3 separate regions of the Mus musculus genome follow, and regions 1 and 2 are each linked to region 3. A link is a loop called in an ENCODE intact Hi-C map of the cell type or tissue named here. Cell type or tissue: left cerebral cortex. All regions are shown on one strand. Each heading gives the region's core, and the rest is flanking DNA. Links, peaks and the distances in the headings are about the cores only.

Evidence for each region. Hi-C counts contacts between places; a loop is a spot of excess contacts. Peaks named below come from ENCODE experiments on the same cell type or tissue, not always from the same donor. Only the 100,000 strongest peaks of a DNase experiment are listed, where the experiment ranks them.
Region 1: it touches region 3 in a loop (2.1-fold over the local background); 2 of 42 quality-filtered maps call a loop at or near these places.
Region 2: a loop joins it to region 3, with 7 times the contacts of the local background. A loop is called at or near these places in 3 of 42 quality-filtered maps.

The regions. Positions count from the first base shown.
Region 1 is chr10:27,646,667-27,658,238 of GRCm38, reverse strand. The region is part of intron 1 of Gm30165 (a long non-coding RNA gene); the gene reads left to right. Among named protein-coding and RNA genes, the nearest start is that of Gm30165, 19 kb to the left of the region's middle. In left cerebral cortex, for the core only: no CTCF peak of the experiment used is centred there; DNase peaks (open chromatin) are centred at 4,595, 4,949, 5,146, 5,370 and 2 more places; H3K27ac peaks cover 1,031 bases.
Region 2 is chr10:27,378,773-27,386,772 of GRCm38, reverse strand. The region is part of intron 4 of Lama2 (laminin, alpha 2); the gene reads left to right. Among named protein-coding and RNA genes, the nearest start is that of 4930579H20Rik, 7.1 kb to the left of the region's middle. In left cerebral cortex, for the core only: a CTCF peak has its summit at 3,745; DNase peaks (open chromatin) are centred at 1,908, 2,696 and 3,695; H3K27ac peaks cover 2,430 bases.
Region 3 is chr10:27,319,288-27,327,287 of GRCm38, reverse strand. Lama2 (laminin, alpha 2) reads left to right here. Exons shown (of 65, transcript NM_008481.2): 12 at 2,534-2,707. Among named protein-coding and RNA genes, the nearest start is that of 4930579H20Rik, 67 kb to the left of the region's middle. In left cerebral cortex, for the core only: no CTCF peak of the experiment used is centred there; DNase peaks (open chromatin) are centred at 4,049 and 4,476; H3K27ac peaks cover 1,978 bases.

The DNA.
Region 1 (11,572 bases), core at 1,759-9,758, 330 kb before region 3:
CCTCCTACCCAAATCAAGACCAAATGTGAAAACAGGAAATTCCAGCCAGGGACTTTTAGAGTTCATTAACTACTATGAGTTAAGGCTTCTGGCTGAGAGAACTAAGATTTTCAGATTTGATATTTAAAAAAAACCTTCTGTTCATTAAAAATTGTTTATTTTAAACCTATACTCTGTTACACTGACTGAAGAATAATACTATCTCCTGAATTCCCTCTTGGACTTTATTCACAGTCTTGGTTTGTTCATAAATGCCCTAAGAACAATAGTTTATATCATATCCATATGCCATATAGTGTTGACAGACAATAGTGGCTATACTGTTTAAGTTAATATAGGCATACTCTGAGTTAAACTTACTACAAAAATTTGACTCATGATTGATTGATCAGAATCCTTTCAAGTGTTAAGTACGTATGAATATACTTATGGAGAAGTATCCATTCTTGAAGCCAGCTAACATGTGTTAATTAAGAAATATTTAATCAAAAGATTTAGATATATGGACTGGGGGGATGTTTCTGTGGCTAAAGTTTTTTTTTTTCCTTCATGCTTAAGAGTAGCCCTGTTCTTATCTAGCAGAGAGTGGTCTCAAACTCACTAAGTATCCAGGGATGACTTTAAACTCCTAATCTCTTTTACTCCACTTACCAATTTCTAGGAATATGAGTAAGTATCACCACTCCTGATTTATATGGTGCTCACAATCAAACCCAGGGCTTCTTGGATGCTAAGTAACCAGTCTATAGGTACAACCCCAGCAAAAGGAAGGCTTCTTGCATGCTAAGTCAGCAGCCTGTCTATTATACCAAGAACCCAGATCAGTGCCTTTTTGAAATGTAAATGCATAGATCATTGTGTTGTATCTATAATTACTGGGCCCAGATTTGCCCCCCTCCCCCAATGGATAACTTGTGTGTAATGGATAATGCTTGTGTGTAGTAACAAGATTGTCATTATCTGGAGTATCCTGGAATAATATGTAACCAAAATAATTTTTATGTAAAATAACCAGTATGTAATCATGAAAGAAAATGGTATTCGAGATAACTTCAACAATTAAAATATGATATGGACATAAAATTTCTATTTTTTTTTGACAGCTGCTAATGCTTCTGTGATTTCTTGGCAATGTGTGTTTGTAACCCCAGCCCTGTAAGGCTCAGATAAAGAGATCCTGAGGGCTCTTTGATAGAGGAGCTTCAAGTTAATGCAACACTCTGTAAAACAACAACAACAACAACAAAAATAAAAACCAAAAACAGCAACAAAGAAAAATAAACCAAAAACCTCCCAAAAGATAGAAGACAATGGAGAAAGAAAACCAACAGTGATCTCCAGCCTCATGGACAAGCACACATGTACATGCCAACACCACACAAACATGCACATATGCGTGTGTACATGGTACAAACACACAAATATGATGTATATAATAAGCATTTTCAACAAGAATATATATCCTTAGGGGAGAAAAATATTATTTATTTCATTTTATTGGGCTTAGGGGATAGTTTTTCATTCAAACCTGGAAAATAGCAAGAAATGTTCTTTAAAGAGGTACTGTAACTATGTATATGTAAATTAATAAGAAAATTCATTTAGTATGAATATAGTGATATTGTTTCTGCCTTGATTGTTGATGACAAGAATGATTGAAGCAGTTAGCCAGGTATGGAACCTCCTGGTAAGAATTACCATATCTGCTATTAAGATGCTTATGGAATACAACCTACTACCCCTAATTGGAATGTGAAAGGCCAAGATGTTTCAGAATCTAAAACTTTTGAGCATCAGCAGAGTGATACAGGTAGAAATAAAAATCCACATTTGAATTTTTCCATGATGTGTGGCTGTCAGGATACATGCACTAGATACATGCATTATGCAAATTATCATCAAATTACATGTATAATATAGCTATAAAACGTATTTGAAACATTAATGAATGCCAAGTTTAGGCTTAGGTCCTATCCCTAAGATACTTTATTATCTGTATGCAAATATTGCAAAATATATAAAAGTCCAGTGTTCCACTTGTGGTTTCAAGCATTTCGGCATTTCACATAAGGAATACTCGATTTCTAAGAAGGACACAGAAATGAGTCTTTCTGGAGAGGTTTCCTGACTACCCACATGAAATGCAGAAGAAAGAGAATTTCTAGGTGAGACTCTCAGAATTTCCCATTTGCAGGGTGCAGTGCCTTGAATGAGAATGTCCCTCCCAGATGTCAGATGTCTGGAGGAGATGGAGGACGTGTGTCACTGAGGGTGACTCTGAGGTTTCCAAACCTGATCCATTCCCAGTGTGCATTTCTTTCTAAGCTTGTGGTTCTAGATGTGAGCCTTCAGCTTCCTGCTTCTTCTGCTCTATTTTCCCTCTGCCATTCTGAATGCTAACCCTTCAGAAGCATATGGGGGGAAAAAATCCCCAGATATCACAATGGTTACCTTGGTCATTGTGATGTATCACAGCAATAAAACAAAACAAAACAAAACAAAACAAAACAAAACAAAACAAAGCAAGACTAATCCGATAGCCTCAGGGGTGTCAGTGATTGAAAATAAACAGTTGTCGTTTGAATAAGACACTTAGTGCATTGCGTGGACATACAAGGCACACATAAACCTTTCTCTTCTTTGCCCTGTATCATGAATACTTGAATCTTCCCAAGTATTGATTTGTTTCCCTTTGGTCTGAATCAGAAAGTATCCAATTTAGTGTCTGATCTGTTTCTTTGTAGACAGCTGCAATTCCTTTTAGTCCTGTATTTAAAACACTAACTCTGGTTCTCTCCAGTGAAACATGTCAATCAACTCCATTGCTAACTGAGGGTTATTGGTATTGAGGTACCTAATATGAAATGAATATTATATGCTCATTTTCTAGTCTTAAAAATCACCTTTCCTTTCACCTTAAATCTCTTCCTACCCTCAGAGTTCCTCATAGCTCTTGCCTAGTCTGAAGATAAAGTTTCAGCCATGCTGAGTGGATTTAAATGACTATTGCCTTTAGATTAGTACCCCCTAATTAGGTGTTAATGATTTTATGTGTTAAAGCTAGTGTCATAGATAGATAGTAAATGTCTTGACTATTAGGCCTGTCTGAGGGTTATTTGTCTCCTTGACAGCACTGAATCCAAGGGTCAGCATGTGATTGATCCTCATTAAATGCTTGCAGACCTAAACAGAACCTACACATAGACAAAGGATTCTTAGGTCTGTGAGACAGTTCTAAATGCTCATACCAGGGCCTGTCGAGATGACTCAGTCACAAGGATGAGGATTTAGTTGGGTCCCCAGCACCTATGTATAAAGCTGAGTGTTGTAGTGTATACTTCAAATCCAAGTTTAGGGGAGGTAAAGATAGGAGGATCCAATAGAGAGCCCCTGGACTAACAGTCTTGCTGAATTAGTGAGTTCTAGGGTTAGTGTCTCAAATGTGGCTTACGTGGCTTATCATATGCACTCACATACCCATACACCCACACATCCATGTGCCCACATACAAATATATGTACCATGTATATGCCATACATACATATACTATACATTGCTTTACTCAGTTTTGGCAGCACTTCTTTATTAGGCTTCCCTGGAAGACCTCTACAACCTTCTTCTTGGATTCATTTCTGTAGTGTAGTGGTTATCTTGTTCACCCCACATGGCCTTCTTCCTGACATTCTATTTCCATCTGCCCTTAGTAATTTTCTCAGCCTGTGTCTACAGGTTCCTCCTGTCATAAAATGAGACCGAGAAGCTTTTGAAAGAATCTGCTGCAGATTGCTGATTAATACGTGTTACTCATCACCAGCTCATGCGACATGGCAAACCCCCAGTCACAGGAATGTTCTAGGTCTATAACTGAACACACACAAAAAATGGAGCAGTCACACCCTGTACTCATGACTTCACAGGCTTATTCTGAGAATTAGTGAAGTAGCGATCATAAATAACTGCTTAGGTTCTGCTGTGTTATATATAAATGTACCAACTAAGTATAGACTTTTCTCTAGCTTAGGCCTTACTTGACACTGTCTGATGGCTGATAGTTAGTTTGTATTATAAAATAACAAAATGTACTGGTGGAACCTTTATGTACAATAAAGGTAGAAACAATAGGTGAGTATACTGAACAAGGTATATGCTTCATAAAATTTTGTACAGAATGTTGAACTATTTAGATAGACCTATCATTCATAAGAGATTTATTGAATGATTTTAAAGTTCTTTGAGATGTGTATGTGTGTGCTAGGTAATCCAAGCTAGGCTAGAGCTTGTTATGTGGCTCCTGATAGTCTGTAAATCCTAACAATTGTTCTGCCTCAACTTTCTGAGTATAGACATTAGAGGATTGTTTCTCCATGCCTGTTTGCAGAAGGTTTTGCTATTCTGAGTAACAAAAAGAACCCTGTATCTGATTGATTGCAGGTTTACTGACTTTTTTTCACATTTTCAGGTGGGTAGTATAATGTCACAGAAGGTAACTTGGAACACGGTGTTTTGTACTTGTACCCAGCATGACAACTGTTTCTCCCTGGGTGGTGGCATGCAAGGTGAGACAGTCATTTTTTCTAGAAGAATGTCCGTGGTGGTTATTCCCATGAGACATCCCCTAAACGACCTCTCTAGTTATAAGGTTGTTCAAAGACAGAAAAACAATCTCTCAAAAGCTGTGGAGAGCTGCAAGCAAACTGAAGCGTTCCTCTTGGGCTTTCCCACAGCTCCTCGGGTCTGAGGCTTCAGCTGTGCCCTCAACATCTTTCATCTGGTTGTCGTTTTGAAATGGCATGGGGCTAGAAATTCTTAGTGGAAGACACTAGAGATACTTGGTGAGATCAGTTTGACAACTAGTATGATCTCTAAGTGCTATTTGAGGTTAATTAAATATACAGTAAGGCATGCCCCTCCCCCTCCAAAACGCTATGCTTATCTACGGAATCATGCATGGATATCGGTCTCGGTCATCTGGCAAAAAACAGACACTGGGTTCCCAGTAGATTTTGATGCAGTGTTGGCAGATCACTCTTCCTATGCCCTTTTCCTAAGTGTGAGAGCTCCAGGGTGACCTAGTGCCTTCTGCCACACCCTAGTTCGTTCAGCTTTTATCTCTGGCAGGCATTCCCACCCAGTGAGGCTCCTATGATTTTACAGTCTGCTTCCCAGAGAACTCGCCTGTCAGAGCATTTTAACTGATTTGTCTGGTATGTAAAAAATCTGTTCTAGTTTGTAATTTAATTTCCCTTTTATTCCATCAAACTCACTCTCGAAACAGAGCCAGTGCCTGGAGTTTGTGTCTAGACAGCTGATTTTGCTATGTCACCCCAAGGGACAGGAATAGAGAACTGGACAGAATGAAACATACCCCAAGGGTGGTTACTGAGCCGATCACTGTAAAATCCTAGATCAAGTTCCATTACAGACTGAGTGAGAAAGCTATTCCAACTTCCCCACCCCCATCCCTTAATGCTAACTGTCCCCTACTGCTGTTTGCTCCAGTATTTCAAAGGCTCAATGGATTGTTGCTGACAACTCAATAATGAAACAACAGAGAATCCCTTTTAAGGAGAGAGGAGAGGAGGAGAGGAGAGGAGAGGGGAGGGGAGGGGAGGGGAGGAGAGAGCAATCAAGAGCAAACACACTGAAACTAGACACTGTTTTTATACCTCTGTACAGCTGGATCTAACAGTTGAAATAAAATTATGAGTCAAGAGACTGTGAAGTATGCCATTAAGAATTTACTAATTAAGTCAATTTTGAAATAAAAAGAAATCATAAAAAGAGATAATCCAACTTGCTACAGTGAGCTAAAACAGCCATTAACATTCTACAATTCTCAGTGCTTCCTCACCCTGTTCCCTTGGAGTTTTTAAGGGAAATCTAATAGAACATTACTTCTTTACTCATTAGAACCATGACTTGGACCAGAAAGTTGAGTAAAAGTGTTTCCCATGCAAGTCCAAAGATCAGCATACGTTCCATGGATGTCAAAAAAGACAGGAGCTGTTGGGGGTTGGGGGTTGGGTCTGGGGTCGCTGCAGTTATCACAACTGGTAGGCAAAGGAGCCAGGAAGATGGGAGAATGAAAGCTCAGTACATCATGCCTTGGCCAGTCAGACTGAATTAAAACTCATGACTGCCAGGGATTAGGATTATGAGCTTCATGGTTTAGTGAGATAAACTATTGCAATGAAAGGAGCACTGTCACTCATGGGCCAGTGTTACCCATGCTACACTGTATAGACAGGATCTACTGTGTTCTACACTGTTGAAAAGACTCCTTATGGAAAGGTGACTTCCTCCAGGGTGGCAACATCCTTCTATCCCTGGAAAGAGCTCTTCTGTTCCCACAAGTGCCAAGGTAGATTGCTGGTACTCAGTCAATATAATTGGATTGGATTGCAGGACATTGTGACATCATGAACTATGTTTTGTGACAAAGTAAACTGAGTCCTTGTTACTTGGAAATTGTCAAATACTTATATACAATAAACATAAAACTGTAAAAGTAGCTTTGTAAATCACTTCTACTTCATTTATCAAAATAGTTTTAGAATAATAAAAATAACAAAAAGTTCACCTTCTTATTGACTTATTCCTAACTCCTCCTAGTTTCTCTGCTTTAAAAAATGGTACATATTATGATTGGTCTTAAACATTGATAAACCCTGTAATTCATTACCTCCAAAATATCATTTGCTTAAGACACAAGTTAGTGTTGCTAATAATTAGATTACTTAGTTGCAATATTTAATTCCAGTTCTTTTTCTTTTTATAGCTTCAAATATTTGTATATCGTATTTCCTTTGTTTTTGTTTTGTTAAATTTTATATTGGAATAGGAAAGAATCATGAAGTAATGTATCATGTGGACTTGAACCGGAAGCGTAGGTGTGGAAGTCTTAACTTTCTCCTGACTGTTTACTTTGACCAAGGTAATGAATTCCCACAAACTTTAATTTTTTATTTCTAAAATGAGGAATAATATCTACTAGATTTGCAAAATTTATTCTCAAGAATTGTGAAAAAATATTTTTTTCTTGGCCAAAGATTTTAAAACATAAATGATAACTGTTATTATTAGAACATATTGTGTATATATGTAAATACACACACACACACACACACACATATATATATATATATAAAACTAAATAATAATGGTGTTTGTAAAGATCAGACTTCTCAATACTTATATATTTAAATATCATATCACATAAATAAAATGAGTACAATTCCATCCTATAGTATATGAAATGATTGAAGAAGTTATCCTTGAGAAAAATAATGAATTATTTTTGCTTAATACATTTTTTTGTAATCATTGGTTTTTAAAAATCATGTATTGGCAAATTTTGAGAAATGGGCTTTAAATAAATTAGTGATTTCTATAATAATAATAATAATAATAATAATTAGTAATAATAAAAATTTGGATAAAAATTTTGGGGGGGGGAAATCTCCTCAAATGGTGATTTTTTTTCTTTTCTGATTCTGAGAATTCTAATTCCAAGCTACCTTGATATTGCCATCTCGTGTGTCCCTTGGAGGTGGAGCAGGTGGTATGGATAACACCACAGTTAAACTAGGTCACCCCAGCTTTCAAAACTGTTAATATGAGCTGAGGAGAGGTGATTGCTATTTACATTTATAGAAATACTTTGAAAGTGTAAAACATGTCACGGATATTTCAATTTTTACCTCCTGAAAAAAGGGTCCCAGTCCCCCCTCAAAAAGTTCCTTCCCCTCTCCTCTTCTCACTCCACTTCTCCTTTGAGAGGGTGGAGGCCCACCTGGCTATCCCCTACACTGGCGCATCAAGTTTCTGCAGGGCTGAGTACATCCTTTCCCACTGAGGCCAGACAAAGCAGCCCAATTAAGGGAGAGGATTGCACAGACAGGCACTAGCTCTAGAGATAGCACCACTCTGGTTATTGGGGAACCACATGAAGACCGAGCTGCACATTTGCTTCATATGTTCTAGGGTCCAGGTCCAGCCCATGTGTCTTTAAGAGCCCTCAAAGGTCCAGGTTAGTTGACTCTGCTGATCTTCCTGTGGAGTTCCTATTCCTTCTGGTCCCTCAATCCTTCCCCCATATTTTCAATGAGTACCTGAGCTTCATTTATTCACTGGCTGTGGGTCTATGCATCTGTATCAATCAGCTGCTGGGTGGAGGCTCTCAGAGGCCAGTTATGTAAGGCTCCTGTCTGCAAGCATAACACGGTATCATTCATAGTGTCAGGGATTGGTGTTTCCCATGGAATGGGTCTCAAGTTGGGCAGGTATTGGTTAGTCCTTCCCTCAGTTTTTGCTCTGAATTTGTCCCTGCATTTCTTGTAGAGAGGACAAATTTTGTGTTAGAAGCTTTGCAGGTGAGTTGCTGTCCTTATCCCTGCACTGGGTGTCCTGTCTGGCTACAGGAAGTGGCCTTTTCAGGTTCTGTATTCCCACTGCTATGAGTCTCAGCTAAAGTCACCCCCATAGACTTCTGGGATCCTCTTTCATCCCAGGTATATGGCATATCCTAGAGATGCCCCCCCCCCCCCAGCCCCAAGGTCCCAATACCTGCCAGCTGCGATTTCTATTCATTATCCTGGTCATCTGGTCCTCTCTCCAAACTCATTCTTGAGACCACAGTCACCCTAATACCTAAACCACACAAGACTTAGCAGAGAGAGAGAGAGAGAGAGAGAGAGAGAGAGAGAGAGAGAGATAGAGAGAATTTTAGACCAATTTCCCTTATGAACATTGATGCTAAAATAGTAAATACTTGTGAACCGAACCCAAAGACATTATGATCAAGTAGGCTTCATCCCAGGGATGCAAGGTGCAAGGGTGTGCAAAAAAAAAAAAAAAAAAAAAAAAAAAAAAAAAGAATTTGACAAGATCCAACAATCTTTCCTAATAAAAATCTTGGAGAGATCAGAGGTACAATTCACCTGCCTAAACTCTATAAAGGCAATATACAGCAAGCCAATAGCCAGCATTAAATAAAATGGAGAGAGACTTAAAGCATTTCCACTAAAAGAGTAGACAAAACAAGACTGTCTACTCTCCCTCTATCTATTCAATATAATATTTAAATTTCTACTACAGCAATAAGATAACTAACGGAGATCAATGTATCCAAACTGGAATTACAGATGATATGATAGTGTACATAATGTAATATAAAATTCTACCAGAGAACTTCCACAGCTGATAAACATGTTTAGCAAAGTGGCTGGATAGAAAATTAACTAAAAAATCAATAGCCCTCCTCTATACAAATAATAAATTGGTCGAGAGAGAAATTAGGAAAACAACAGCCTTCATAATAGTCACAAATAATATAAAATACCTTGATGTATCTCTTACCAAGCAAGTGAAAGACATGTATGACAAGAACTTCAAGTCTCTGAAAAAAGAAATTGAAGAAGACATCTGAAGATGAAAAGATCTCTCATACTCATCAGCCAGTAGGATTAACATAGCGAAAATGGCCATCTTAATGTTTTCAGTTATATTAAGAAATCAACTACTGTAAACAACAGATGGCAAACTAATACCTTTTCTTCTGAAAAAAGAAAAAAGTCGACATTCCCAAGAGTTTCCTGTAATTTTAGTATTAATCCAGTTTAAGACTATGGAACTGGGAATATAGATGTCTGAAATAATTGTGGATAATTTTGTAATGAATAACACACTCTAAGGGAGCATTTGTTATGGGGTGCTCAATAAATTAATACACAGATAAGCCATTTATTTATTTATTTACTTTTTTTTTTTTTTGAGACACAGTTTCTCTGTGTAGCCCTGGCTGTCCTGGAACTCACTCTGTAGACCAGGCTGCCCTCGAACTCAGAAATTCACCTGCCTCTGCCTCCCAAGTGCTGGGATTAAAGGTGTGTGCCACCATACCTGGCTGAATAAGCCATTTAAAGTATAGCCACTAATGCTATCTGAAGACATTTATCACATGAGAGACTGTTTTACTAGACATTCTACATTGAATGGTCTGCAAATGCTAGAGTTGAATGTAGACCAAGTCATGGATGGTTTCATTTCTTTTTCTCTGGTGCCATTTTCAATCACTTTCTAGTGCAATGAATCTCCAGGGGCCTAGCAACTGTGTATGAGGCATGAAGAAAGAGTTAACACTCCTCTTTGTCTTGTTGCTTTATCACAATCCCTGTAGATGAGCTGAGGCAACTCCAGTTAAAATGAGTTTGAGAACAATACTAATATGTTATTGGTAGTGGATAGGGTCCTTTAGAGATAGGATGAATGTTTAGATAGATACATAGATAGATGATAGATACATAGATGACAGATACATAGATGTTAGATACATAGGTAGGTAATAGATAGATGATAGATAAATAGATAATAGATATAAGATAGATAGATGATAGATAGGTAGGTAGATAGATAGATAGATAGATAGATAGATAGATAGATAGATAGATAGAGGAATTGTCTTATATGACCATAGAGGCTAAAAGTATCCTAGGTCAGCAACTGGAAAACTATAAAAAGGAGATGACCGATGCTTAATTCTAATTTAGTCTGGAGGCTCAAATACAAGATGAATAGATAGTATAATTCTAGCATCATGGCTGGTAGACAGCCTGCATATCCAGTGACCCAGACAAGACAATGTTTTTGTCTGAGTAAAAAAAAGAAAACAGACAAATAAAAAAGAGTGTTCCCAGGGCTGAAGAGAGAACTCAGTGCTTAAGAATACTAGCTGATCTTCCAGAGGACCTGAGTTTGATTTTCAGCACTCATAGTGCTGCTCACAGAAGTCTATGACTACAGTCCCAAGAAATCCAGTGTCTTCTGGCTTCTGTGGGTATTCCATGCGGATGGTGCACATATATAAACATAGGGAAACACACACACACAAATATAAATAAATAAAATAATTAAAACAAATAAACCAATGTCTTAGCTTGAAGGCATCAACACAAGAAGAATTCTCTCTGCTGGGACACTTTCCCCATTTTTTATGATAAGCCTACATTAGGATGTAAAATAGGTGGTTTGAATAAAAATGGCCCCATAGATTCACTCAAGTGCTTGAATATTTGGCCCAAAGGGAGTTGCACTATTAGGAGGTATGGCCTTGTTGGAGGAGGAGTGGCCTTATTGGAGGAAATGTGTCACTGTGAAGATGGTCTTTAAGGTCTTACATGCTTATGTTAGGCCTAGTATGGTAGTCCCCTGCTGCCTCTAGATTAAGATGTTGAATTCTTAGCTCCTTCTCTAGTGCCATGCCTGCCTGGATGCTGTCATGCTTTCCGCCATGATAATAAAGGACTAAACCTCTGAAACTGTAAGTTAACCACAATGAACTATCTTTCTTTATAAGAGTTGCTGTGGTCATGGTGTCTCCACACAGCAATAGAAACCCTAACTAAGACACTACCTATCCAAATGCTAATCTCTCTCAGAATCACCCGGATACAGAATATCTGACCTGGACTAAGTGAAGCTGAGATATCAAACTAGCCTCCACATAGTACCAGATTAGAGTATTTTCTCTTAGAAACTAATGGCTGACAGAGGCAATTCGGTTAGCAGCTGTAAT
Region 2 (8,000 bases), core at 1-8,000, 59 kb before region 3:
ACAAATAATATTTCCCCTTTGAGCAATACACTATTCTAATAACTTCACATGAATTTCTTTTAATTCACAAAATAAAAGTTTAAGTTATTCTTATTGCTTGTTTTATACAAAGAAAAAAAACGGACATAGATGATTCAAATAATCATCAGATTAATAAGTAGCAAAAACATCATGGAACACATAAATTGGTGGGATTTAAAAACAAAACTCATTGAACATGTTCATACAACTAGAAAGAGCCTTACTGCACAGAGAATCCCATGTTAGAGTCTGATTCACAAACCCACTAAAATAAAGTACTCAATCGTTGTGGGAATACAAATTTTGTTTTCCAAAAAAAAATGATTTATGAAAAGTTTTCTTATGCAATGAAAAATATGAAACATAAGGAATAAAATTAGTATTTTCTTATTCAAAGAGAGTTGGGTCCATGTACAGAGATATGGAATGTATCACTTCACTTAAAAGCATAGAAACTTAACAAACCATGGATTCAGTTTTTCTCTTATAATGAGAATGTAGGCAGGACAATGTTGCATTTCACTCTTCCTGGGGAGATGCAAACAAGTATCTACTTACTCCACATAGGAAAGCAAAACCAGAACAATGCAAAGAAACTACCAAAGCACAGCTTGGTGAAACAATGAGTTTCGTAGGGGTTACTTAGAGGAAAACAGGTGGAGGGTTACTCAAAGTAGAAATGGCTCAAACACATCTACAAAAGTCTATCCAAGAACAGGTGTTACCTCATGCAAACTGGAAATCTCGAGGATACTGGGTAACCTGAAGGTGCTCAATAGGGTGGAAGGGAGTTCTTTCCAAGCAACTCAGTTGGTCTGAGTCTCTTCCAGGCTACTCTCTGCTTCTTGCAGGTAATGTGGCTCATCTCTACTTATTATTCCATGCTACTCAGCTGTTCTAAGCATCTCTATACTTCAGATTGTCTGAGAGTACTTTCTGCAGATTGTGTAACTATGCATGCTTCTAGGATTGAATCTGACCAGTTTCAGAGACTTCCTGAAGTTACTGAATTGTTTACTTCGAGAGTTTAATGAGCTTCCCTGCAGGCTGGAATGTTTTACATGCCCTTAGAGCAGTGGTTCTCAATCTTCTTAATACTGCAACTTTTCGATACAGTTCCTCATGTTGTGGTGACTACCAACTATAAAATTATTTTGGTTGCTATTTCTTAGCTGTAATTTTGTACTGTTATGAATCATACTGTAAACATCTGATAAGTAGGTCATCTGATAGGTAACCCCTGTATATGGGTCAGTCAACCTCAAAGGGGGTTGCTACTCAGACTGACTTAGAGCATCCCTTAGTTTCACCTCTTTTAACATGCCTTCCTACAAGATGAAGGGCTTATCTTAGAGGAAATTGCTAAATAACACTTAGATTAAACAATAAATAAGGTACAGAAAGTACTACACAAAGTTGATAATGTGAAAGTAGAATAAGAGGAGAAAAGTGGTCAAACAAGGGATGAGCAAAAAAGTCAGGGTGGGATGGTGAATCCTAGTTTGCAGACACACAATACCGGAGTCATCAGTAGAGTGAGCCGAAGGAGCATGCTCAGATTTGTAGAGCCATATCCCAAATTGTCTCTAAATATCAGTATCTTTTTATATTGTGATTTAGTCTCTTATGTCTTGCTATTTTAGAGGGATCTTTTTGTATGTCTACAATGGCCGACTCTTAATTAGTTGAGTCTATCAGTGGTCATCACAAAATGCTACATCAAAACAACATATTAATATAAATTTTAATTTGCACGCTTTTGAGGTCCAAACATACTTTCTGAGGAGGCTTTGAATCAGACAACAAGGGCTGAGGGAGACTGGATTTCTCCTTTAGACACACATGCAGGCTTTATTCCAACAGAATGACACAGGATCTGGCTCACTATCTGCACCGCCTGCTCCAAGATTTTAATTTTAAACAAGTGTGCCCACACAGGGACTGAAAACAAAACAGAAAAATGATGCATTAGACTTCCTTTGTGCTATTATGTGGCTTTTGAGGGTATGAATTGTTCTGTGCTAGCGATGTAGGTCACGGAACACTCCCTGTATTCAGGACTTCCTCTAATTTACAGCTTCATATTTTAGAAAACCATATTAATTTCACAGCTGTTTGAGTATGAACATTTTTTAATCTCCCTATAGCTCAAAGTTTTAGTGCTTTAACCCTGTAGAGCTTTCACAAAGTGTCAATTGCTTTGCATACCACTGTTCTCACTTAATAAAATACTTACATAACAAAACTTTCCTCACAAATTTTGTTTATGCTAAAATTAATAAAAATTTGTAAAAACTTGAAATTAATACAAAAGGTAGAATTTGTATTATTCCTGGATAATAACGATTCATTCATCGACTCCAAGAAATAGATAGTTATGGTTACAATTTTCTCAAAATCTAGCTTCTATAAACCAGAAGAGTCTGTATTGATATGATCAGTGTTAGATGGACTACTGAGTATGGAACTTTCCCATGACTTGGTGATCTTCCTTAGTCTACTCTGCCTTAAGCCTGTCCCCTTTCAGGAAATCTGTTCTCAGTCTTCTCCAGTGATGTCTGAGTAGGACACGGGCATAATAATAATTTCACCTCAATACATAAGATTGGAGGGGCAAGCCCTATTATGGGAAACAAGAACCATAAAAAGAATCTGAAGAATCACGGGTGAGGCATAAAAAGGGAATGGAAGTAATACATTGTCTTAGTCACACTTGATGGAAGCACGTCTTATGACAAAATGGGGAACAGATGCATGCAAGAGACTCATCAGCAGTAGCTTTCTGCCACTATAAGTCTTCCAGTTGTATCTACATGACCAGATGTTATTTATTGAAGGGATGCTTATTGAACCAGTGATTTGTTTGATAGTGTAATAGGCTGATAAGTGAGTCAGAATAGAATTAGGAGGTGCCTCAGCTATAATTAGACATAATTGCCTAAAATCCAGTGTTTTTATTCTTTTTCACATTCTTATTGGTAATTTCATTTATTTTCTTTTAAACAGTTATCCAACTTACCAGTTTCCCCTCCACAACACCCCTACCCCCTTTCCCCACCCTGGGCCATTGAACCTCCACAGGACCAAGGACCTCCCCTCCCATTTATGCCAGATAAAGCAATCTTCTGCTATATATCTAGCTGGAGCCATTGGTTTCCCCATGTGTACTCTGTGGTTGGTGGTTTAGTCCCTGGGAATGTTGGGGGGTCTGGTTGGTTGATATTGTTGTTCTTCCTATGAGGTTGCAAACCCCTTCAACTCCTACAGTCCTTGCCCTAACTCCTCCACTGGGGTCCCTGTGTTGTCTGATGTAATGTTTGGCTGTGTGCATCAGCTTCTATATTGGCAGAGCCTCCCAGGAGAGATCTATACCAGACTCCTGTCAGCAAGCTCTTCTTGGCATCAGCAATAGTGCTTCTATTCTTTAAGAAAGAGTAATATCTCTCAAGAAGCATTAGCAGAATTAAGGTGGCATCCATCAGTACACTCTGATCATGCTTTCTGACATCTACTGAGTAACAATAACCAGTACTGTGTCCATGTGTAAGTTCCTACTGAAATTCATAAGGGAGTGGAATAGATGCTTAGTGATTCTATTTTCTTAAGCTCTCTCGAGTTGGGTCACACCCAAATCAAAATTTGGAGCAATGCAAATGTCTGAGGAGAGTGAGAGAGCTTCCTGCTGGTATTTTCCCTCATGGATTGCTCTGGAACTGCTCCCTTTGAATTCCTTCCTGGCTGTGAAGATCACGTGATGACTGCATCCCTGTATAATGTTGGCTTGACAGCACAAAGATTTAGCAATGACATTTGCATTTGATAAAATATAAATGAGAAGCTCTCCAAAGAGACTGAGAAAACCTATTTTGACAAGTCCTTTTGTATCCATGCAAATATTACAGAACTGCATAAAGAAAAACACAATGGCCAATAAAATAGTTTCTCCTTAGGTTATTGTTTTATTACTTTAAAAGTACTGAGAATACAGTATGTAAAGGAAACTTGTATCGATCAGACCTTTCAGAGTTAGAAATCAGAGGAAATGGTGTGGTGGACATTAAGTAATGATTTTACTGCTTTTGAACATTTCTGGCACTTAGTGGTCAGCATCCTTCTCATACATCAAGACCAGTAGGAGTCATATGCTCTTTTATTTAATTATGATGGATTACAGGTTACCTATCAGGGCATGTTTAGATGAAAGTTAATAAAGCACATGTTTAACAGAGGACTTAGAAATAAAGCTTTACTGGATTGCTTTGAGTTGTTGAAACCAAGAAGACCACAAGGCAGACTCCGAAAACCAGAAAAATCTCAGCATCTAGACTTTCAAAAAACTAAAACTCCGAAAGCAGCTGAGACTTTAAGTCTGCCCATGGGCTATCTTAAAATTTAGGATTTCTGTGTGCTCTTTAGTTCTATGGAACATAGAAGCCACTGCCCCATGAAATATATTTTTGTATGGAGAGAAAAATAACAAGAGTCTCATTTTAGCCTATTTCAAAATGATGGACAAAGAATATTTCTTTAACCAGCTGATGATAAATCATGTATACATTTAGACCCAGGATTTTGATTTTCACTAGGTGAATAGAGAAATAAGAAGAAGAGATGATTATGACAAATATCCCCTGCAGATAGCTAGTTTTCTTATTATGTTTCAACTTATTAATGATAATCTATCCAACGGTGAATAATTTGTTTAAATTCCTATGACAGGCAAAGCTTTCATCCAGGAAAGACAAATGCTCCAATTGTAACTCAAAAGAACAAGAGAAAAACAATATCAGTTTTAGGGCAATTGAAACAAAGTATATGTTCAGAATAAAATACCTGGTATGGGATGGTAAAGAAGTGTTGAGAGGAAGCTGAAGCATGGAGTTGTCTACGGTGCAGTAATATGTGGTAAACAGTTCACTAGGCTAACATCTTCCTGCAGTTTGGGAATAGGGTGTGTGTGAAGACATCAGGTCCACACAGTCTTTGGCATGCCATCTTTAAAGTATCACTCTCTAATCAACTCTGAATCATCAACCGTGCAGGAGTGTTTATCCCTGTTGAGGTTCCGGATGAATGAAGTGGCATGGTTACCAAATGTTCTCTAGATCAAGGGAGTATGCTATATGCTATAAAGGAAATATTTCTAACTCGGCTTAAAAGAAGTATTAAGACTCAAGGAGGAACATATGCAATTGTATAAGCAGATCTTAATATTTTTCTCAACAGAAAATTGTTCCTTTGTGATGACACATTTAATAATTTCTCAATGACTTATTAACAAAACGGGATTAACCATGGACGAGATCTTTTCTGGTTGAGTAAGTTAAGGTGAATAGTTCCTATATTCAAATACAATATCATGTTTTTCTAAAATCACATTTATGTGTTAGTCTCCAATGAAAAAAATAGTATATCAAAAAGAAACTAAAATGTAATAAAATTTACTTATATTGAAGTCATGTTAACATGATTTCCAAACTAAGATGAAAGGGAATAATGGGTTAGAATTAATATATAAGGTTTATTTAAATCAACTTAACGTAAAATACTCAGAAATAAAAGGATATGAAAGGTTATTAAACTTAATTTGATTTCTGTGAAAACAGTATACTTTATATTAATTGAAAAATAGCTCATCAACCAACCTAAAAAGTTTCTTTTTAGATAGAAAATTAGTTGAATTTACTAAGTATTTGGAACTTTCATTAACTTTATTCATCCAGAAATTTTAAATCAACCCTTATTTTTTTTTTTTTGCCAGCGACTAGGCACTGTACTTTGTATTACATTACTTTAAAGATAAACTCCAGAGTTTTCTTATGACTTGGGATTAACACTGTAGAGGACACAGAACTCCTCAGTAATGCCTCAGGTTTAGAGGAGGACGGATAATGAGAATGTGGTCCATGATGGTTCCAATCAAGTGATGGATAGCAGTTGGCAACTGCATATATTTAAAATTAAGCCAATGATATTTCCAGATAAATTTGACCCGGGATGAAAGAAAAAGAGGAAGTCTCTAATGATTCTATATTGTCGGTGGGAAGTACCTGAAGGGGTGATTATTTACTGAAACTGAGCGGGGCATGAAAAGCAGGAACTCCAGTGAATCCTACAAGCCAGCGATGTAAACTAAGAAGACAGCATTGCTGCCTTTCATAGAAGTCAACCCCGGGGGACTTAGACAGAGAAGACGTCTGTATTGATGGCATGTGAAGCCATAGACTTTGGCAGAATGAATGTACAAGTAACAAGGATCAGAGAAGAAAAATGACATGATTTTGTTGTTGTTGTTGTTGTTGTTGTTGTTGTTGTTGTTGTACTGATGGTGAAAGTACATAAAATACATTTGATGCACAAAGTGTAAAGTAGGTATGAAGCTCCTCCTGGTCTGCTCTGTGTGCCTAGTCTACCTATATAATAAGGCTTTCTTATTAGCAATGGCGTGTTTGTGTATGTGAAGCAGATGGAAAGGCAGTGAACAGAGCAGCACCATGCCACTCTAATAGTGGAGAGGGCTAAGGCATCACATCAGATGAACAACCTCATCCACAAATGCAAATTGAAATATCCCCAAATGCGAAAAATTAATTTCATCTTTAAACATAGCTCTCATTCTGAAGATATCGCATGAGGTATACAAAAATATCAATGATCTACAACATTTTACAGTGGCACCCTTCTGCCCAGAAGTTTTCGGACAGTGTATTATTGTCAAGCTGAAATGCTGAGGGAGAGTGAGAAGAGAAAGTCAGATGAAGTAGGATCCAAATGAAGAATGCTTGTCATCTGAGTCTATCAATAGTGTAATTAATTATTTCATTTCCTAGTAGTAGATCAGATGTGGTGCAGACTGAGAACTGGTCATTTTAACTAACTAGGCAAAGGCTAGTGACTTTTGGGAGAGCAGATACCACGGAATGGAAGGAGCTTTGGAGCACTAAGGATACACGGGAAGCATAAATCAGAAAAGGGCCAATTACCATTGAGGGCCAAACCCTCGGTTTAGTAGCAGTGAAGCAAATGCCCCACTCCCTCTTTTTCCTAAGCCTCATGCTCCTCCTGTCCATTCTACAAATTGTTTTTGTACACACCCTAAAATGAAATATTTAGGCTAATTTTTCAAAGTCTTATTTTTAGAATATAACTCTCACAGACATGATTATATTTATGTTTTGCCAACAGCTTCTATTCTTTCATGAATAAAGCCTTTGCAGTACTTCTGATTAGGTAATTTCACTCTACACTTATGCCCTTATTATTTGAAGCAGTAGGCTCTGTCTCATTGTGCTGTGCTGATTTCACTGGCACACCCTTAGAGATTGCTGATACAAACTGGATTTAAAAATATTGTAAGGGGCCATGCTCCTTGTTGAACTTCATTCCTCCTGCTACTCAATGCAGAGTTTCTGACTGGTTATCAATAACCTCCAAACCTTTTTATTGCCCACCCAATATCACAGCAACCTTGTGTCACTAAGAGAATTAATAAAACTACAGGCATTTCCAACCATCTAAAGCAGATATACTCACATATTAAGGAACAATTCTCCTGAACAGAAACATAATTATTTGTTGGCTAAAATAATTTAAAATGGCATTTTAAAGTAAAATAAAATAAACATAGAGAATTCTTAGCCATATGCAAAGATAAACATGCCATACAGTATATTTTAACTAATGACAACTAGTCAACTGGTGAGCAGAAGTTACTATTGAGGCAGCCATTGGCAATGAAAAGAAACATCCTGATAAACTTTTCCCATTTATTAATCTGTGAAAAATGCATTTCTGAGAAAAGTCATTTCAAAACCTGAAGAGCCAATTGATAGTCATAGTCAGATATTTTCAGCAGGAATGATTTCCTGGGCCAGCACAGATGTCTATCCACCAGTATTATCTGTAATAGAAAACATTACAGAACACACTAGACTTTCAGAGCTTCCCAGAGCCTTACAGGAATACCGAGGTGGTCTTGA
Region 3 (8,000 bases), core at 1-8,000:
GCCATTTCTTTCCCAGTAGAAAACATAAATAGTAAACGAGATCTGGGAATTGCCACATTTACATTGGCTGGGCTTTGAGTGCGGAGCATAGAGGATTCAGGCTGGAAAGAGACCTTCAGGGTGGGTGAGGAAGGAAACTTCAAGAAAAAGGCCTCTGAGACACTTGGTGTTCCACCTGGATAGTTATTAATAGATTGTGAACTGCAGAGTAGCATACAGTCATGTTCTACAGACTGCTACTCTGAAACACTACCTCCTAAACACTTCTTTCTCCCAGGTTTGATCTGTCAACGAATCCAGAACACAATCATCTAATATTGGTCTGTTTATATTTCTTGTAAGTCAAATATGAAATAAGTAGTTTCTGAATGCACTTGTATAGCTAAGTGTGAATATCTTTATACTTATCCAATGTATTGATTTCAAGGCAAACCTCAAGGAAATAATAACAAATGGACTCAAATTCTAATTTTACAGAATCATGCATAACATCTCTGATAATGCCACCAATAGATTTAAGTTTCATGGCTTCTCATGGACAGGGATTAGGTAGAAAGTCTTGATCTTCAGAACCTACATATACACTCCTACCCAGATGTCTCAGAACACCTAAAGACAGCTAAAGTCTAAAAGGGAACCAAAGGTCAGAATTTACTATTGGCTACCAAGCCAATGGCCTTTGACCTGGTTTGACATTTTCTTTTGACCAAGGCAGTCTTCACTATCCCAAAGCTTTTAAAATGATCAAAAACTAAATAGTCTCTACATAAAAGGAAAATTAAAATTATATTTATTATATACATTGTTAGTCTTATTACAGTGATTGCTATTGCTTGTAACATAAATTATCTCTTAGGCAGTAAAATTCTGAAAATGGCTGCCTCTGTGGTGAATAACCATGGTTATCAGCTTGTAGTCTGAGGAGAGTGTTCCTCTCAATCTATGCAAAGACATCTGGGTCAGAAGGACTCTCATTTAATCAATGGTTTATTCTATTCATGGAAGAAAATTTTGCATAGACTATTGGGAGACGGTAGGAATACTGGATGTTGGGCCTGCTCAGAGGGAGTAAGGCATGGTGGGGCAAGTTTGGGGAGCAGACATGATGCCATGGATTCTTCATCTTTATGCCCTGCCCACTGGCTGCCGTGAGTTAAATGGTTCTTCTCTACTACTATCTGCCCACTGTGGTAGACAAATCTGGAAGATGGGAAAAAAATAAATTCTTTCCCTCTGAAATTGTTGATGTTGGGTATTTGATCACAGAGATGATAAAACTAATACAAGTCTGGTATCTCCTAGCCTTCCAGTTCAGCCAACAGTTTTGTCTATACAAGATGGTTTCAGTTGGAAGTGGGAGTGTATACTTGACCTTGACTGAGCTATAATAATGTAAGGCAAATCATTACTCATCTTTTATTCCTCCTTTAAAATGATTCCTTTCTGGGCCAAGCTATGAGTCCCCAGAGTCCTTCTGATCTTATGGTTAAGAATATATGCAGTTTGGGGAGACGTTGTCATAGCAACATCACTGTGGATTCAAATGACCTGGAGCCTCAAAACAGAAAATTCATAAAATAGGAAGACAGGAAATATTGAATGAAAGGAACCTTTTAGGTCCTGCATGTATGATTTCCTTTGTCTTCTGCCTTATAAATGCATATACAACACTTGTGAAATATCAGGTTTAGTAAGACAGTAAGAAATACTACTGAAGTGAAAAATGTGAAATTCTAAGTCAAATTATTTGATATATTATATAACATTATAACACCTGATATAAATTAGAATGGATTTCTATTTTTGGTTCAGTTAGCAAAGGGGCTCGAGTTTAAACTGCTAATGCTCACATAAATTGCTAGTGCAATGGGACATCAATAATCCCAGCGGCAGGAGTCAGAGAGGGGAGGGTCCCCGGACTTGAAGGCAGTCTCATTACATCAGCACCAGGGTAAGCAAGAGACCATGTCCAAACACTAAAAGGTACAGCGCAATGAGGAACACACACACACACACACACACTCACACTTGCACTCACGCACACACACACTCACACTTGCACTCACGCACACACAAATAGTACTTGGAATCACAGTTTAAGGAAACAGTAAACTGATCATGATATAGTTCTATCAGATTCTCAAAAACTTCAATTCAAAAATAAACAATGGATTCTATGTGAGTGTATATGGTAATATTGATGATATATATAATATATATGTATATATAGGCATAATATATATGTATATATGCAAAATATATATGTATATGTATATATATAATATATGTATATGTATATATATATATACATAATATATATGTATATGTACGTGTATATGCATGTGTGTGTGTGTATATATATATATATATATATATATATATATATATATCCTATGTTTACAGTGTCTGTAGCTTTTCCCTACTTTTAGTCAAAAACCCCAGTCAATATGCCAGAGGGACAAAAAGCTGCTGCTGTTTCTTGTTTGTGTGTTTATTTGTGTTTTTTAACTGATGAATTTATATTTTCTTTAAGATTCAAGACATGCGTGGTTGGTATCTCACAGACCTCTCTGGCCGCATTCGGATGGCTCCCCAGCTTGATAACCCTGACTCACCTCAGCAGATCAGCATCAGTAACTCTGAGGCCCGGAAATCCCTGCTTGATGGTTACTACTGGAGTGCACCGCCTCCATATCTGGGAAACAGAGTAAGTCCATTTTTGACATTCTTCTTGCAACTGTATTTTAACCCACCTATCTAGAAAGTGAGTTGATTTAATAAATTTAAATGAAATCATACACACACTCTATTACATTTATAGGAGCAACTAAATGAGATAAAGTTGGGCATTCTCTATGTGGCATGCCTGATGTAATAGGAGATATCAAAGGCCTGTGGTACCCTTAGATTTTCATTTAAGTTCCAGGTAAAATTTTGAAAAACATATTTTAGATATTGGAGGAAGGTATGATATGTTTATTTAAGTATAACTACTTTTTACAGTAGTCTGGGGTGTTTTTTTTCTTTTTCTTTTTTTTTTTTTAACAAAGTTTTCTTTGTCTGTCTCAATTTTATCTTAAAACTGATAGGCAAAGTAGTTGCCTTTACCCTGCTATCTAATATTCATGTTAACTGGAAAAACTGATTTATTATGTATCTATTTTAATACTTGCTATGAGGCACATGAAAACTACGTGTCTTATAGAAGTTGGAGATAGAAGTATCTATCTATAAGAAGATAGAACTTGCCATATTAAAAGCACACGTTGTCTTCAAGCAGACACAAATAAAATACACACAGAGATAAACAAGGAGACTGGCCTTGAAAATTCACAGTGTGTGTGTGTGTGTGTGTGTGTGTGTGTGTGTAAAGCTTTTTCTATTGTACATTAATTCTCTCTAGATGTATTTCTTGATGTTTAGAATTCTGTTTTCTTTTGCCAAACCATTTGTTAAAAACTAAATTTAAGAATTTTGTGAATATTTTTCTTGTAATGAAAATTAATATCTTGTCATGGATTAAGTTACCTCATTAATTACACCAGAAGATTGTGATGGGGTAACATTATCAGCTGTCATTTCTAATCACATATTGTCAATACCAAAAAAAAACCCCTTCATTGGTTAAGTAAACAAAAGTATATTTACAATTATTGACTGTATTGCATAATATGTGAGCAATAGTAATAGAAATAATAGTAACTCATATACTGCTCAGTGAATGGGAATTGGTAATTTAGTTGATTGAAACATTTCTACTCATAGCCAGGTTCTTATTTTTAACAGGCTTCTAAATACTACTATGAAAAATGTGTAAATGAATAAAGTAGGTTTTCAATGAGTATGTATTTTAAAAAAGACAGCATATGTTGCATAAAATTCAATAGCTGTGATAAAATATAATTAAACTTTTATTTGCTAGGCCTTTTATGACTTGAAGTCATTTTATCCTATTTAGAAATCTCCTATATTCCTGACAAGAACAAAACAGCATGCAGCTTGGATTTCTTCTGCTTAACATTGCCAAAAAGTAAAAATAAAAATAAACTTCTTTTTACTCCCAAAAGGAGCTTCAGGAAGAAATTTGGGTCAAAATCTGAGGAGTTTCAGATCTATCCTTCCTTCTTTCCTTCTTTCCTTCCTTCCTTCCTTCCTTCCTTCCTTCCTTCCTCTCTTCCTCCCCCCACCCATTTTATATTAAAATTTATTTAATTAAAGGCAGCTATGAATAGAAATTACCGTTATCATATTTTCCATTATTTCTTTTTTGGTCATATGCCTTTTCTTTCTGTTGGCTGAAAATCAAACCAACAGAAGAAAAGCAAGCAAATGGGATATTAAATAACAGCAGAGCAAAGGATTTGGACATCCTGTTCATAGTGGTTGGATCCCAAAGATAACTTCGCTCCTCTGGCTGACCTGTTTTTTCTAACCACCCACAATGAAACTCTTCATATTCCACAGCAGATCTTTCTTACTCCACAAAGCCCTGCCTACTTCTGTCCCAATTTCCATTCAGTGAGCAAAACGATGGTAACGGAGTGTGCAAATTGTTTGACTATGGAAGGCATTTTCTAGTGTACCGTGAAAGCCCTCAGTGGATTGCTGTCAGCTTCCTCAGTATGAATGAAACAATTTGCCTTAATAACTGAACCATATAAATTTTTGATACTACAATAATACTGCCAGCTCTCAGAAATTACCACAGTACATCTTAACTGTCATGTCACATCATGTAAATTATAGTCATGATGACACACTTAGCTTGCTTGATTTAATATCTTGCTAAGGAAATGGAAAATTGTAGGTCCTTGTTTGTAAATTCAATAAAGCCACTTTTCTAAATAGTTGAGGCTAAATTTTTTTCTTCCAGTAACTGCCATTTGAATAAGAGCCACTGCCAGAATCTGATAAGAATAGTGCATCATGATTTTCTTTTACATCTGCTTAATCACTGAGTTTTATTGATAGGCATGGTTTGTAGGCTTTGAGTATACTCCCCTCTACTGTTTTTAGGGTTAATTCATAAGGTAAAAATTTACTTATGAGATGTAATCACATTTTTCTTAAATGTAGATGGAACAGATTCAGGAATGTTTTCTTATCTGTGTAGTTACACAGCTGCTTGCAATAGAAAAGAGAGACACTGGGAAACTGCTCCCATAATAATGGCAGCTCTTCCCTCACCTCTTAGGATCGTAACAACATATAATACAAGAGCCCCTTCCTGGGACACACTGTGATAGGACACAGGTCATCCTGCTTGTCATTAAATTCCAGAGCACAAGATAATTTAATGAAGAATACATTTTATCCTGTGAAACAATACTACTCTGTGGAAAGTAAGCCATATATAAGGGGCTATAGGACTATGTAAGGATAGTGGATGAAGCTCAGAAGAGTACAACCCATTGATGTGTCCACCAATAAAATGTGACCATCTCAACTATGAATTAATTCCTCAATAGTAATTATAACATGATTTTTTTTCTCCTTGATGAGCAGATAGCAGGCACTACTTGTGGGTTTTGTCTGTTTTATTTTGTTTTGTTTTAGTGTAATTTCCCCATCTATTTCTCCAGTGTTAAGTCATCTACCCATGGATTGCAGTGGATACTGTTTTTATTTTCATGTCTTGGGCAAATATCCCTGCTTGGTTTTAGGATATTTGTGGAAGAGTAGATGGAAACAGGTGGGGGAGGAAGGAGTCAGAGATCAGAGAACCCTTATAGCAGCTGCTGTTCAGAAACAGTTTGGGAATTTCAAAGTTAGCCTAATTTACTGCTTTGGTAAACTCAACATGGCTGGACCTTTGATGACATCACTTGCTTAGGGTTTCCCCTAGAAGAATGAAATAGTTTTACCAAAAGTGGTTCTCTTAGTCCATGAAATTCTCTGAGAACCGGCTTCAGTAACATTCCTAGTTTTATTCGTACTCTGCTGTTAAGGTTTGAAGTTATGTCTCTGAACATTATTGAATTAAACTTATGTGATTTTTTTTTACAAAAATAATTCTTATTTTCCTATACCATCTATTTCTGTGGCTAGCGTAGAGAAACATTATTTTGATTAGGCTGTTGACCACCAAGTGAGAGTTTATAAGGGAGTTGAAAGTCATTTTTAGGGTTATATATTTAAAAAAGATAAAATGGCAACATTCATAATTCTACATTTCTCAATCAGCAATGATTTAGAAATAAAGTGAGACCCAGGAACTGTTTTCTGCCCGGAAGAACATTTAGAAACTCTTATGGATAAGTGAGAGAATTAATGTTCAAACATAAAAAAAATAAAAAAAAATTCATTGACTATTTTTACTATGTAATCTGCTATGCAAAAGTACCTACCACAAAGATCAGTTCAATGTCACAAGGAATAGTCTCACAGTAAAGATATGTCATTCCTGTAATAGTACTTTGATATTTACCTTAATTCTCCTAGGAAATTAGTATAAAAAGAACATTTTTATGCTAATAATAACTAATAATTAATGTTTATGTGCATTTTATTTTATTTAGTTTATAATTAAGTGAAACTGAAACGGGCACAAAAATCTTTTTTTTTTTTAATTAAATGAGTAAGTTAAGTTAGATAAGGGAATCTTCCTACATATTTACCACCCTTCACAGTTAGGCATTGTTTAGACATTTACTTACTTACTTACTTACTTACTTACTATTTACTTCCTTGAGTCATTGGCTTTCAATCAAAGTACCGAAGCAACCTATCCAACAGAAAGCAAATGAGTAGAAATAATAAAGGGATTGTGAAGCCTTAAACCTGTACTCTACGTTCTTGGGAGACTGAGGCAGGAGGTTTGAGTTTAATTCAGTATGGGCTATAGGATTCTATCACAAGCAAAGATAAAACAAAGGTATTAACATATTTGAATATAAAGAAAAGCAGTGGAATGCAAATGGCAACAGATGAAATACAGACCAAAACTTGATATTAGAAGGAATAGATCAAGGGACATAGGAACCCCACTCAGGCCAAGGCAAGGGTTCCTTCTGGCTTGTAACTGTGCCATGAGCAAACCCAGCACTCTGGCACCCCATGCAGCCCTGCAAAACCCAAAGAAGGATTGACTCCCAGGAGCTCTGACACAACAGGTTATCAGGAGCTTGGTCACATTAGGATTTCAGGATCCAAGAGGCATCTTAAATCCCAGACAATCTGACACACTCAGGATCTCAGGATCATAGGAAACCAGAATCACAGGATCACAGAAACAGCTGGACTCTGAGGAGTTCTCACATAATCAGGATCACAGGAAGGACAGGCTTCAGTCAGAGATAGCAAGGGCAGGTAGCACTAGAGATAACCAGATGGAGAGAGGCAAGGGCAAGAACATAAGCAACAGAAACCAAGGCTACTTGTCATCATCAGAACCCAGTTCTCCCACTACTATGACACCTCAAAATACCAGAAAAGCAAGATTCTGGTCAAAAATCACATGCCATGATGATGAAAAGAAAACTTTAAGAAGGACATAAATAACTTCCTTAAAGAAACACAGGAGAACATAGGTAAAGCAAACAGCTGAATGAATTTAACAAAAGCATCCAGGATCTAAAAATTGAAATAGAAATAAAGAAATCACAAAGTAAAATGACCCTGTAGATAGAAAACCTAGTAAAGAGACCAAGAGGCATATATAGAAGAGATAAAAGAGAGAATCTCAGGGGCAGAAGATACCATAGATAACATTGAAACAGTAGTCAAAAAAAACTCAAAATGCAAAAAGATCCTAACTCAAAACATCCAGGAAATGCAGAACACAATGAGAACACCAAATCTAAGGATAATAGATATAGAAGAGAGTAAAGATTCCCAACTTAAAGAGCCAGTAAATATCTTCAACAAAATTATAGAAGAAAACTTTCCTAACCTAAAGAAAAAGATGCCCATAAACATACAAGAAGCCGACAGAACTCCAAATGGACTGGACAAGAAAAGAAACTCCTTCCATTACATAAGAGTCAAAACACAAAATGCAG